Regions from separate parts of the Homo sapiens genome. Here regions 2, 3, 4 and 5 are each linked to region 1. Evidence: chromatin contacts called from ENCODE Hi-C or POLR2A ChIA-PET data. All regions are on one chromosome and are shown on one strand. Each heading gives the region's core, a stretch centred on a gene start or an enhancer-like site at or near the end of the contact. The rest is flanking DNA. Distances are from core to core; before and after follow the strand shown.

The links. Hi-C counts contacts between places; a loop is a spot of excess contacts on that map. ChIA-PET counts read pairs that join two places held with the same protein, here RNA polymerase II (POLR2A). Pooled maps may share reads with other maps.
Region 2: a loop to region 1 is called in a map of CD4-positive, alpha-beta T cell, with 4 times the contacts of the local background. The contact joins the promoter of ZDHHC14 here to the promoter of SYTL3 in region 1. A Hi-C loop is called at or near these places in 1 of 168 maps with a recorded cell type or tissue (CD4-positive, alpha-beta T cell) and 9 of 50 pooled maps. POLR2A ChIA-PET finds 5 or more read pairs at or near these places in 2 of 52 experiments (B cell and activated CD4-positive, alpha-beta T cell).
Region 3: a pooled map shows a loop between it and region 1 (11-fold over the local background). The contact joins the enhancer-like site here to the promoter of SYTL3 in region 1. A Hi-C loop is called at or near these places in 5 of 50 pooled maps.
Region 4: a pooled map shows a loop between it and region 1 (15-fold over the local background). The contact joins the enhancer-like site here to the promoter of SYTL3 in region 1. A Hi-C loop is called at or near these places in 2 of 37 single-sample maps with no recorded cell type and 7 of 50 pooled maps.
Region 5: a loop to region 1 is called in a pooled map, with 7 times the contacts of the local background. The contact joins the enhancer-like site here to the promoter of SYTL3 in region 1. A Hi-C loop is called at or near these places in 1 of 37 single-sample maps with no recorded cell type and 7 of 50 pooled maps. POLR2A ChIA-PET finds 5 or more read pairs at or near these places in 3 of 52 experiments (activated CD4-positive, alpha-beta T cell, activated CD4-positive, alpha-beta memory T cell and activated naive CD4-positive, alpha-beta T cell).

The regions. Positions count from the first base shown.
Region 1 is chr6:158,648,799-158,651,498 of GRCh38, reverse strand. SYTL3 (synaptotagmin like 3) reads right to left here and starts at 1,445. Exons shown (of 18, transcript NM_001242394.2): 1 at 1,421-1,445.
Region 2 is chr6:157,379,840-157,382,539 of GRCh38, reverse strand. ZDHHC14 (zDHHC palmitoyltransferase 14) reads right to left here and starts at 1,350. Exons shown (of 9, transcript NM_024630.3): 1 at 274-1,350. The coding sequence starts at 518. It overlaps LOC124901446, which reads left to right and starts at 1,449. Exons shown (of 1, transcript XM_047419644.1): 1 at 1,449-2,700. The coding sequence starts at 1,839. RefSeq lists enhancers at 293-432, 1,191-1,802, 2,414-2,700 and silencers at 523-572, 1,083-1,972, 2,133-2,212.
Region 3 is chr6:159,928,567-159,931,266 of GRCh38, reverse strand. No RefSeq gene overlaps it. Among named protein-coding and RNA genes, the nearest start is that of MAS1, 39 kb to the right of the region's middle. Within about 2 kb of position 1,291, at least 4 of the 41 ENCODE cell types and tissues checked have a DNase peak (open chromatin) inside an H3K27ac peak, as active enhancers do.
Region 4 is chr6:156,697,093-156,699,792 of GRCh38, reverse strand. No RefSeq gene overlaps it. Among named protein-coding and RNA genes, the nearest start is that of ARID1B, 79 kb to the left of the region's middle. RefSeq lists enhancers at 702-941, 2,682-2,700. Within about 2 kb of position 1,377, at least 6 of the 41 ENCODE cell types and tissues checked have a DNase peak (open chromatin) inside an H3K27ac peak, as active enhancers do.
Region 5 is chr6:157,463,718-157,466,417 of GRCh38, reverse strand. All of the region lies in intron 1 of ZDHHC14 (zDHHC palmitoyltransferase 14), which reads right to left. Among named protein-coding and RNA genes, the nearest start is that of MIR3692, 64 kb to the left of the region's middle. RefSeq lists enhancers at 1-236, 1,071-1,571, 1,572-2,072. Within about 2 kb of position 1,442, at least 3 of the 41 ENCODE cell types and tissues checked have a DNase peak (open chromatin) inside an H3K27ac peak, as active enhancers do.

The DNA of each region.
Region 1 (2,700 bases), core at 196-2,695:
CCCCTGCCTCAGCCTCCTGAGTAGCTGGGACTACAGGCGCCCGCCACCACACCCAGCTAATTTTTTTGTATTTTTTAGTAGAGTTTCACCATGTTGGCCAGGATGATCTCGATCTCTTGACCTCATGATCCATCCGCCTAGGCCTCCCAAAGTGCTGAGATGACAGGCGTGAGCCATCACACCCGGCCGAGAATTAATATTATTATATCCTTCTAGGTACTACTCACAATTGTTGTTATGCTTTCTGTTGTGCCAACAGCTACTATTTATTTAGCTCTTACTCTGAACCAGATAGTTTAAGTACTTTGCATACATTATCTCTACTAATCCTTATTGCCACATTATGAAGTAAATGTACCCATTCTACAGATGAGGAGAGTGAGTCTTGGAGTGATTAAGTAACTTACCTAAACTCACACTCTAAACTGGGTCTGTTTAACTCCAAAACCTTATGCTTCATTTAGGCAAAGCAGCTAAGTTAGAATCTCCAACTATCTTGGCTAAATAATCTTTTCTACACCAATTCTAATTTCTTTTTTTCTTTTTTTGAGACGGAGTCTTACTCTGTTGCCCAGGCTGGATTGCAGTGGCAGGATCTTGGCTCACTGCCACCTCCGCCTCCCAGGTTCAAGTGATTCTCGTGCCTCAGCCTCCTGGGCAGCTGGGATTACAGGTGCCTGCCACCACACCCAGCTAATTTTTGTATTTTTTTTTTTTTTTTAGAGATGGGGTTTCATCATGTTGGCCAGGCTGGTCTCAAATTCCTGATCTCAAGGGATCTACCCACCTTGGCCTCCCAAAGTACTGGGATTACAGGCGTGAGCCACCGCACCCAGCCCAATTCTAATTTAATAAATCTTTAATATCTAATGTGCACTTTCCTCTCATAGTCTCTTTCTTACCAAGCAATTTAGAGATTAAGGAAGCTTAATTAAAAGAAATTTAAATTAGACCCTAGCTAACTTTTTTATAATTCCAAAATGATATTTATGTTCCACCTCCAAACGAGAAATTACGGATGATCAAAACAATAAAGTCGATTCAGAGAGAGCAAAATAGTAATAAACTGTAAGTATAAGAATTTGCAAACCAAAGAAGAAAGCAAATGACACTCTACCCTTTAAAAAAAAAAATCACACCATATAGCTTTTGGATAGTGTTTTTCTGTTTTGTTTTGGTTTTTAATTAACTCTGAAGTCACTTCCACCATATCACTTAAATCATTATTATCTCAAATGTTAAATGTATGTTATTCAATAAAATTACAAGATATCTTTTATCTAATTTATTATGTTTTGTTTCCTACCTTTTCAATGTCATAAATTTAAGAAAAGTTACAATAACTATAATCTCTACCCACCCCACTCCCCCACTCCTAAAACGACCTGCTGCAACGGCCAGCCATGCCTTCTCATCCTACCTTCGCATCTGCTTCAAGAGAAGAGACCAGAGCCGGCTCTGCAGAGAAGGAAGTCAATTCTTCTTGTTAGAGTAACTGACGTATTTCTCTTCCCTTCCTGTCGGGCACAGGCTGACGCAGTGCACCCTGTGTGGCCAGCCTTACATGCCTCGGTGGCTACTCCCACATCACTAGGGACCCAGGGAGCAAAGCCACCCCAAAACCACATCAAGGAGCTCTTCTATGCCAACATTTTACATTTTTAGCTGGAGGAAAGACCAGGCTGATGCTGGTGAAATGTTTCACCCTTCCTAAGGAAACTCCCTACAGAGACTACAGCCTTCAAATATTCAAATGTTCTCACATTTGTGAAGGGTTTCACATTGACTTCAGTGTAAATGACTAACCACATCTCAAAGAACAGCTATTAACTCAAGAATAATTTACAAGAAAGGGGGACAGCCAGGCCAAGAGCGATGAAGATTGTAATGAAATCACCAAGGGGAACCTTCAAAATGCTGTGCGTGTACTAGGTAGTATTACTCAGCACCGTGAAGTGTCCCTGCCCTGCTAACTCAGGCATGGCCAAGGACTTGCTCTGGAGAGCAATAAGACAATGAAGTGTGTGCAAAGGTGCCACGTGCCACGTAGGCTTGGCACCTACCGAGCCAGTACTGGGGCCACCATTCATTCTCTTTCCCTTCTCTTTCCCTTGATGACTCCAGACACAGGCTGCTCCAGCAACCTCGTCTCAGCATGGAGAAGACATGAAGCAGAGCCATGGAAGATCCTTGATGGTCATGGAGTGTGAGTGGCAAATAAATGTTTGCTGTCATCAACCACTGAGAGTGTAGGGCCATTTGTTTCTGCAGCTAACCTAGCCTATTCTGCTGATGTAGTGTGTAGTGTTTTCACAAACACAGAACTGAGCACCAAACTATTTAATAACTACTATAGCATGAATATTTACCCATTGGAACAAATGCCAGCGGAGGCCCTGCTATACCACGAGTTATCCTTTAGTTATTGGATCTTGGGGATGAGGTCCCAGGGAAGGGGCTGCAGTCACCAGGATTGAGAGGAAGAGGGACCCAAGAAGCTCAGAGCAGCCACTGTTTCATGGGGTACAGAGGTATTTCAGCACAACTGTGCCTCCGCTTCCCAGCTCAATAGCAGATCTAAATATAGGCACTTCTTAGCTAATCTCTTTAGCTTTTCTCAGCACAGGACTCTCACTTTAGATATGTGTCAGCCAGAGTTTCTTTTCCTTTACAACATTAAATTCCTCAGCCATGAGTGTT
Region 2 (2,700 bases), core at 101-2,600, 1.3 Mb after region 1:
GTCCCATCCGCCACCTGGATTGGCAAGGCCTGGCCCCCCTTGCAAGTGGACCCCTTCCCTCCCTGCTCCCAGAAGCCCAGCCCAGAACGGCGTTCTTTCCGGGGGCCCAAAAGCAATCAGACCTTTAAAAGAAAAAAGAGGGAGCGCAGACTGGCATTATATAACAATTTACAGTAGATAAGACTTCTAGAAAACGAAAGCAGCCCGAGGAGGGGCGGGGGACAGGGGAGACCAGGGGAGTGCGGCGTCGGGGGAGCGGTCGCCACCACTTACTCGAAGGCGAAGAAGAGTCCGCTAGTGACCAGGATGAGGACGAGCGTCAGGTAGAAGACGCCCGTCTGCCGGGCCATCATGATCCTCCCGTTACAGAAGAACTTGTTTCTTCCCGGGAACACCTCCCATTTCCTCCGGGCCGCGATTTTCTTCTTCTTGTGGGGCGACTCCATGGGGGAGGAGCTGTGGGTGCTGATCTGGCTGTACTCGCAGTCTTTCATGGGCCCGCCGCCGCCGGGAGGCATCCACGAGGGCAGCCGGCTGGGGGCGCACACCCCCAGGAGCCCCCCGGCCGCGCGGGCCCCGCCGAGCCACGACCGCCGCCGGCCGCCCGGCCGCCCCCCGAGCCGCGGCGCCGCGGCCCCTACACGGGCTCCCGGCTCGGCGACAACTTTGCCGAGGACACCCAGGTTAACCCTCCGGGGAGCCCAACTGTCATAGCAGAATCCCCGCTCCGTGAGGGGACGGCGCTGGTCCGCAGCCCGCGGCAGCACTCCTCCGTCGCTTCCAGCCCGCGTCCCGGGGCGCGGGGCTCAGCCCGGCCGGCCCCCGGGTCGCCGAGCGCCCGCCCCCTCGCGCGGCTGCCCGCTCGGCCCCGCAGCCCCCGGCTCCCCGGCCGCGCCTCGGCTCTGGCCCGCCGACCCCCGAGCACTGCGCCCCGAGGGGACACGAGGCGGCGGCCCCGGCGCCGGCTTCCTCGGGAGCCACTTCTGCGGCGCGGCCAGGTTGGGTCCACTCCTTCCTCCGGCAGCGGATCCTCCCAGGAGAGAGCGCTGGCGACTGGGCGGCCGCGCGCGGCACCGGCAACCCCTCCCAGGGGTGGGGACAACCACGCACGTTTTTCTGTCAGGAGCCTCTCGGCGAGAGCCGGGGCGCCGCTCGCACCGCGACCCGGTGTCGCTGCGCCTGGCAGCCTAGTCGAATCCGCGGCCCCCGCGCGGGGATGCGCGGGCCGAGGGCGGCGGCGGCTCGCGGGCCGCGCGGCGAGGGCTCCCTTGCTCCCTCCTACCCGGAGGAAGCGGCCCCGGCGCGAGGAGGGCCGCGGGGACACAGCACAGACACTTGTTTGCAAGGCTCAGCCCGGCGCGCGCGCGGCGCTCCGAGTGGGTCCGCCTCCTCCGGGCCGGGTGGGCGGTGGCCTCGCGCCTCACCCGCGGCTCCTCCTCCTGCTCCTCCTCCTCCTCGCCCGCGAAGCCAGGGCACCGGCGCAGCGAGATTCCAGCCCCAGCCCCCTCGGGCGGGCGCCCTGGGGTGTGGAAGGCGCGGGGCTCCCTGTGGCATCGCCCAAGTAGGGATGGGGTCGGGCGCCCGCGGCCCCGCCGCGCAGTGCGCTCCTGGCCGACTTCAGTCCGTCTCGCGGCTTCTTCCGGGTTTATCCCGCGCAGCAGCTGCCGCCTCGGGACACGCTCATTCCCACGGCCACCGGCAAGCCACTCCTGGCGACTCCCCGGGACCTGAGGAGCCGCGGCGCGGAGGTGACCCTCCCCGGCCTGCGCCTCCCTTCTTCCTCCTCCCCAGCTGGGCGCGTGGTCGCGTCGCCCGGGGACTCTGGTGATGCCCGAGAAATGGGCTGGGGGTGCCGGGTGCCAGGATGGGGTGGGGCGGCCCTAGGCCGGCCTGACTTCGGGACCGGGCTGCGGGCGAGGGTCTCGGGGCCCGGCTCGGCCGGCTTCCGGGCCGAGAAAGAAGGGCAGAGGAAGCGGTCAGGGTCCCCTCCGGCCCCGGCCTCCCTCCCGGAGTATAAGCCCTTGGAGGCCAGGTTTTGGGTTGCTGCCGCCCAGCTCTTTCGGTCTCCACTTCTCCCCACGGACGTTTACAGCTGCTCGCTTTATTTCTCCCTCCATTCCCCCGTGGAGCCCCCTCGGCAGCGGAGGGGTCGCGTGCTTCTCCTCTCCCGCCTGCGCCTCCCCCCTTCCCACCCGACAGCCCAGGAGGAGCTGCGGGCGCGGCCCTGGGACGGCCGGAGCCTGGGGCTTCTGCTCGCTCGCGCCCTCCCAGGCGTTGCCGCGGGTCCGAGCCCCCGCAGAGGTGGGCATAGCCCCGGGGCCGCAGAAAACGAAGGCAGCTGGGCAGGGATGCTCAATTTCCCGAGCCCCACTTTCCTTTCACAGCCCACTGGGATGTGTAGTTCTTCCGCCCGCAGGCCTGCGCCGAGGAGAAGCACGACTCGGGGCCTTAGAAACTACAAGTCCCTGCATCCCCCGCGACAAGGGCAGGAGAGGCGTGGTGCTGGGCGTTCTGGGGCTAGGTGGTGGGAGATGGGAACCAACAAAGGGGGTTGTGGGGAACGGTGCCTTCTCTGTACTGGGCAGTTTGCACGTTACACATGTTCTTTGTCTAATCTTCGCCGGAACCCGGTGAGGCATTATTGTATCCAGCTTAGAGAAAGCTTAACTACTGGCCAAACATCACAAAGCTCCCAAGTAG
Region 3 (2,700 bases), core at 42-2,541, 1.3 Mb before region 1:
GTGTCAGAACTTCCTTTCTAAGGCTGAATAATATTCCATTGTATATTTCACATTTTGCTGATCCATTCACTCGTTGACACGTGTTTGGTTTGTTTGCACCTTTTGGCTACTGTGAATAATGCTGTTATGAACATTGATGTATAAGTATGTGTACAAGTCCGTGCTTTCAGCTCTTTTGGGTATATGCCTATGAGTAAAACTGGTTGTTCATATGGTAATTCTATGTTTAACTTTTTGAGAAACCACTCCATGTGTTCACAGCAACCATACCGTTTTACATTCCCACCAGCAACTGGTATCTATGAGGGTTCCGATTTCTCCACATCCATGCCAACATTTGTTATTTTTCTTCTTTAATAACAGCCACAGGTGTGAAGTGGCCCACTGTGGGCTCTGGCATAAATTTAGCCTGAACACATCAAGTTTCTGCACAGTGTCCTTATTGAGACAGTGCCTCAGTTGTCACCCTTGTAGCCTTTTTTCAGCCCAGGCTTTCTCTCCTTTTCCAAACCAGTTTGTTTTTATTGGCTTTTGGAAGTTTCACCAGTTCTCAGAGAGAAGGTTTGTATTCTTTTGATAGAATGAGCTTAATGAAATGTCATAAGATCAGAGATGCAGAAAGAAACCAAGAAAGAGCTTTTTACTTTGATGTGTAGGAGTGTGAACACTGATGGGGCAGGAGCCCTTTCCAGTCTCATCTGGAGGCACAGCAGCAGGGGTGGCCTGGGCCCCAGTAGCAACTGCAGCATTGGCTACCAGTGGGCCAGTTGGGTACCAACCTGAATGTCCAATAACTGGACAAACATACTATGACCATAGAGTGTAATTTCATGCTAGCATTAAATATGCTTCAAAAACATATTTAATGACACAGGAAAGGCATATGACTTAACTTAGGTGCAAAAACCTGAATACAAAGCAGTAATGATGTTCAATATTATAAACATGCCCTTTAAAAGACTAAGAAAAAGTACATCAAAGTGTTAGCACTTATCTATGATATAGGTCACTTTTAAGTCTCTATTTTCCTGTTCCCAGATGATTTATGATAAGCATTTCACATATTTTAATCAGAAAACAAGAAAAACATTTTTAAGCAAACACACCAGTGGCTGTAGTGGGTGCACTAAACTGGCTGCTAGCCAGGGAAAGCACGTGGAACCGCCTGGAACTCTGCCAGGGAAAATCCAGAACGGGGATGGTGGCCGAGAGGATTCAGCTATTTTTATAACTGCTGCCACCGTTACCTGAGCCCTCGCTTCCCTCTCCAGCCTGGTGTGGTGTAGACAAGCAAGGGTGACAAAGAGTTTACAGCAAACATACAACCGCAAGCTCATTGCCACCTCGTAATAGAAAGAACCCCAGAATTAGGGAAAGCACCATTAGCTACTGAGATGTTTACTGATGAAAGACTCTCCTCTTTTTCCTCCATAGCAGTTATATAAATGAGCCAGACGTGGCCTCGTGTGTTGGCCTACAATGTTGTTTAGGCCTTCACAGCAGGCTAGACCACTAGCTCAAAGCCCACTGGCACCAAACTCAAATTCTTCCACATTGATTGCTTTAAATATAGTCCAGAGAAATCTATTTTTGGCAATTTGGAGCCTACCTACTTTACATAGCCCACAAAACTGTGCCCAACATCTGCTAAGCCACAGGTAAGATGAACCTTGTTCCTATGAACTACGCTGTATTAGTCTTTATATTAACATAATGTCATATATGTACATACATGATAGAATGTATATACAGTCATGTGTCACTTAACTACAGGGCTATGTCATTAGGCGATTTTGTCATTATGCAAACATCAGAGTGAAGGGTATTTTAAAAGTTATTTAAGTGGTACACCTGTACAGGGCACTTACCACGAATGAAGCCTGCAGGACTAGAAGTTGCTCTGATGTCAGTGAGTGAGTGGTGAGTGAATGTGAAGGCCTAGGACTGTACCGCACACTATGATAGACTTTATGAGCACTGTACACTTAGGGAACACTACATTTATTTCTTCAATAATAAATTAACCTTACTTTACTGTAACTTATTCACTTAATAAACTTTTTAATTTTTTTGTAACTTTTTGGCTCTCCTGTAATAATATTCAGCTTAAAACACAAACATACTGTACAGCTATACAAAATACTTTCTTTATATCCCTATTCTATAAGCTTTTTTCTATTAAAATTTTTTTTTCACTTTTTATTAAAGACTAAGACACAGACACACACATTAGCCTAGGCCCATGTAGGTTCAGGATCATCCATATCACTGTCTTCCAACTCCACATCTTGTCCCACTGGGAGGTCCTCAGGGGCAATAACATACATGGAGCTGTCGTCTCCTATGGTCACAATGCCTTCTTCTGGATGCCTCCTGAAGGGCCTGCCTGAGGCTGTGTTATAGTTAATTTTTTAATAAATAGGTGCACACTCTAAAATAACAATAAAAAGTATAGTATGGTAAATACATAAACCAGTAACATAGTTGCTTATTATCATTATCAAGTATTGTGTACTCTACATAACTGTATATGCTATACTATTATATGATTGCAGCTCAGTAGGCTTGTACACACAAGCAGCACCACAAACACATGAATCAAGTGTTGCATTACAACATTACAGAAGCAATGATGTCACCAAGCAATAGCGATTTTTCAGCTCCATTATAATCTTAAGAAATCACCATCATATATGAGGT
Region 4 (2,700 bases), core at 128-2,627, 2.0 Mb after region 1:
CAGTTATAGCCTGATCAAAAGCAACCTTTTAAAAACATTACAACCTTCATTTTATGTCACCCTCTTTTGGCAGATTTTGCCAGTGTATGTGTTTGTCAGACAAGGTGGCTTTTAGCAGCATTTCCCTTCAGCCATTTCTACAGAGTTGGGTGCTGACATTCAATAGATATTTATTGACAGACTATTTGAGCGCTACTTTGTTAAGACCCCATAACTCCTTATTTCAAGTTGACTGAACTTGACCTTATGGAGCATTTAAGACAGGCACTGACCAAAAAATGTATCTTTTCTGTGTCTCTTTCTATATTGTTTCCAAACAGAGACTGGTTGAGTCAGATATGTTTCTATGAGGCCATTTCCATCTACTAAATGGGGGGAATAGAACATTAAGTATGCAGTAAAATGCCTCTGTTTTTTAACATACAGTGTAGACGATTGAAAATAATGACTTACTTAATACGCTAATAGAGTCTCCGTGAATCATACTGTATACATAACGGTGATGAAAATGTTCAGGTTTGAAATTTCTCCCTTGCCAGAGAGGAAACCATGGGGGTGAGTCATGGTTTTAGTGATGACTGGCCTGGGGAAGTGAAATTGGAAAGCCACAGGTTAAAAAAGGAGTGAGGAGTGATTCCTTAACAGGAGTGCCATAGTCATAAACTCCAAGAAGGCAAGAGACAGTTCCTTATGCTGCTCACACCTAGGCAGGAACCTGCAGAAGAAGAGCTCCTGGCGGTTCACCTGCAGGAGAGAAATCCTGAAAGCCCAGGAAACCAAACAACATTTAAAGTCACCTATGGATTGGGAAAAGAAACAGGACTTCTTGCTGGGGGAAGAGCGATAAATGACTGCCTGTAAAGGGGAACACAACTGAATGCAGTCACTCAAGTGAACGAAATTCATTTAAGAGCAATTGGATTAGAGATGGAGATTTACATGGATGACTTTAAAGAAGAGAAGTGTGCAAGAGACAGGAAAGATGCACATCAGTCATTTGCTACAAAACTGTAAACAGCATTGTTAAGTGGGAAAATGGGCCACTAAATTGTAATTAAACTATGACGATAATGTTGTAAAATGTGTGCTATGGGCAAAGACTGATTGGGATTACATAGAAATTAACCTAGTTACTGTGCTCTTGGTAAAGTATTGATGTTATTTGTTTTCCATTGTTAAATTTTGTGGTGTGAACATGAGGGTGGGGGTGGGGAGAGACTATATATAGAGAGTTTAGTGTTAAGACCATGGCACGAGGAACCAGGAAGCCGTCTTTAAGTTTCACACGGCCACGCCAGCTGCGATTGTAACCTCTCTTGAGTCTCAGTGTCCATATATAGAAAGTGAGAATAAGAACACCTGCCCTGCACTAATGGGGTAGTGAAAGCACTTTGTAAATTTGAAAGTATTGTAGGAGATTTTTTTAAGGAATGAAGGTCTGGGTGCTATCTAGATGAGAGACTTAGGAAGTCCAGACCTCAAAAAGTTACACTGACTCTCTTTTCTTAGCAGTCACTGCGGAAGCTGGAGAACATGTGTTATCTCATTTAATTTTACAGTAAAACAAATTACAAACACTTATTGGGCATCTACTAATTGTTTCACTAACCAGGTTTTCCAATACCATTTATAGAACAATCTTCTTGTCCTCCATTGATCTGAAATGCTCCTTTTATCACACACCTGAGTTTATATTTGAACTGCTGTTTTACTGCTCACCGTTCTGTTTTAATTGTTGTAGATTGGTGACTTTTTTAATCTGGTAGGGTAACTTTTTATAGCTGTTGTTTTTTAAAAATAGGATCCAGGGCAGAGAGGGAGCTATTAAGGAAGATAACCAAGCTTGGACTCAAGGGAGTAACTAACCAGCCCAAAGGCACGTTGCAGTGTAGCAGATTCTTAGAAGACATTCTGGAATCAGAGGAAGCTTACTTCAAATCCTGGTGTATGATTTATCATCCACATGACCCAACGTATATCACTTAATTTCTTTAATCTCTTTCCTCATCTGCAAATTGAAGACAATATCAGCTACCTTGAAGTGTCCTGATGTGGATTAAAGTACAAAATGGATGTCAGTTTCTCTAGGACCATGCCTGGCACCCAGCTGTCACATCCTTCCCTTCCTTTGAAAGCGTTCCTACTGGTAGGGACATGGCTTCCCTTTCTTAGGTTTTCTTACATCTGCAAAAAAGGAAGAAGAACAAAGAATGCTCACAGCATTCTGCAGGCTTGTTTCACTGAACGGAGATAGATACATGGTAACTGTCTAGGGGATTTCAGCTGTGCATGTGTATTCTCTCCTCCCTGAACATGGCAGAGCAGAAGATACTGCATGCCATAGAATTCATGAAGGGCTCTGTCATTATCCAGCCATGAACATGGGATGTCAAACCAGGTAGGAGTGCTTGGCGGTACATTCCCCTTGAGGGGAAGTGAAAGGGGAAATTGCCCTGGGCCGTGAGAACTGGCTAGGGAACAGGTGCAGAGTGATGGGGCCTCTCTTCTCTGCCAAGTTTGGACTTTAAGTGATTTTGGGGGCAGAACTCACATTGATGACCTCCCTTTTTGTAGTTTCTTAGAGATTATTGAGTAATATTTAAAAATATTTGATGATTAGAGTGAAGACACGTCACATTGGGCCCCAGAGCAATCTTCCACCTCCAGGAGTGGCCAGGATGACTTTGGAGGGACACCTCT
Region 5 (2,700 bases), core at 193-2,692, 1.2 Mb after region 1:
CCAAGCACAGTCCTAAACCCTGGGAATCCACAATGGCCAGGGACGCAGGTATGGGCTGTGATCCTGTCAATGGGAGGGTGCTACTGTGGAGCAGATGGCCCTGTACAGCACGCACCGAGCTGTCCTTGCTGCATGGCACTTGGGGCCCTGCATTGCCATGGGAACCAGCATTGCTGGCAGCTGCACTTACCCAGGGAGAGGTAAGCCAGCATCACAGCAAGCCACAGGGGCCCTCTCCAGTCCTCCCTAGAGAAGCATGAGTGCGCTCAGAGAGGCAGCTGAGGATCAGGCCAAGGTAGAAGAAATTCTCAGGCTGTGGGGCCCGCCTGCGAGATGCCTATCTTCCCATATCTCTCTCTCTCTTTTTTTTTTCTTTGAGACAGAATCTCACTCTGTCGCCCAGGCTGGAGTGCAGCGGCACCATCTCGACTCACTGCAAGCTCCGCCTCCCGGGTTCAAGTGATTTTCGTGTCTCCGCCTCCCGAGTAGCTGGGATTACAGGCACCCGCCACCATGCCCGGCTAATTTTTGTATTTTTAGTAGGGACGGGGTTTCGCCGTGTGGGCCAGGCTGATCCTGAACTCCTGGACTCAGGTGATCCACCTGCCTCAGCCTCCCAAAGTGCTGAGATTACAGGCATAAGCTATCGCGCCCAGCCCCCACCTCTCTCTACCAAGTTCAGACCTCTGGAGAGTGACCAAGGCACAGAGGCCAACCTGCCCTCAGGGGTAGAATCTCCTGGTACGTGACATTTTAACGAGAGCCTCATGGCACTACACAGAAGACTGACCTTGAAGATTTCTTTTTTTTTTTTAGCATCTCTTGCTAAATAGAACGGCATTAACTATCCAGATGCCATGGTTCAATCCAGACTCCCTAGGAAAGAAGACTCTAAGTCATCCATTTTATTTCATTTCCCGTTTTGTGTGGTTCCTGGGGAGAATGCATTGTTATGGGGGTGGCCATTGTTTTAATGGGCTTGGGCATTTTTACCACACTCAGTAGGGACTTTCTGTCCCCCAAGGGATCTGATCTCAAGGAGACAATTCTCAGAAAAGCTCTCATAAATAACAGTGAGTCAGAACCACAAAATTAAGATGTTTTTAGTTTCAGAGTAGGCACCTAAATGTACTCTACTTGGTTTATGACAAGTTAAGTATAATCTGAAACTAACACAATCTAAAATGTAATGGCACAACAGGAGAACTGAACATGTTTGTGTTTTTCTAAAAAGAAAATTAAATCTTTTTTTTTCATTGGTTCAACCCAATAAACAACCATTAAAATGTAAAAAAAAAAAAAAAAAAAAAAAGGAGAAAGAGAAAAAAACACGCTGCTTTTTAGAATGTCACAGGGTAGGTTAGATGGCTGCAAATTCTTTGCTGCTCCCAGAACTTGCATGTGACAGAAGCACAAGCCTGGGTCTTTCAAGGCTGGCTCAGCTTTGGTCTTGGTTTCTTGGAACACTGGCCCTAGAGGCTGGTTACCCAAGACCACCCTGCTGCGACGAAGCCACAGCTGGCCCGCCCTGAGCTGCTCTGGTCACAGCTACGTACGAGAGAGATTTGTGAGGGAGGCAGCCAAGGGCGGACGGCCCTGGCAGCCAGGATCAGGCAGAAGCTGCATGAAATGGCCTAACCAGACAACGCCCAGCTGAACCAAGTCAACCCACAGAACCAGGAGATAGTAGAACAAAATTTGCTTCGGGTCACTAAGTTTTGGGGTGGCTTAAAGACAATAATAGATCATTAGAATAGGCAGGAAAAGAGAAAGTGATTAATTTTCATAGATTCATTTACAAGAGGGAAAAGCAGTTAATCTGGACCAATGATAGCTTCCCATACATTCACCCTAAAATCTACTTCATAATATACAGGTGTAATTTGAAGAGCACAAGTAACCATTAAATAAGTCAATAATATTTACTGAATACCTACTATGTACACAGCTAAGAAATAGAATATCTAATCAGGAATTATCTAATTTAATAAGTCCTGGTCTGAATGAATGAGGAAACTATGAACTATAACTCTTTTTAGTCAGAGGAGAAAAGGCAAATAAATGAATTATTTCAAAGTCCTAAGATGAAAGATACTATTCAGCATATATATTTAAGAACAAGGTTATCAAAGTATGTGTATTAAAATATACATGCAAACGGAATATTTCAGGTTGTAGTCTTCTCAAGAGCAGGAAGCAATTCCATCCAACCTCTAGAAACTTCAGAACTCTAAGGTTAAAGAAGGATTTTCAACATATACATGTAGTTGTCACGATTAAATACTTAAACATGGACTGAACTTCTATTACAGCTTATGTTTTTACCTTTGCTTACTACAACTTTTAAAAGTTTCATCATTAGTGTTAATTTATTTTATTTTATTTTATTTTTTGAGACAGAATCTTGCTCTGTCACCCAGGCTGGAGTGCCGTGATGCAATCTCAGCTCACTGCAACCTCCACCTCCTGGACTCAAGTGATTCTCATGCCTCAGCCTCCTGAGTAGCTGGGACTGCAGGCATGAGCCACAATGCCTGGCTAATTTTTGTATTTTTTGTAGAGATGGGGTTTCACCACATTGGCCAGGCTGGTCTCGAACTCCTGACCTCAGGTCATCCGCCTGCCTCAGCCACCCAAAGTGCTGGGATTACAGATGTGAACCACTGTGCCGGCTGGTGTTAATTTTCAGATCTGACTAAT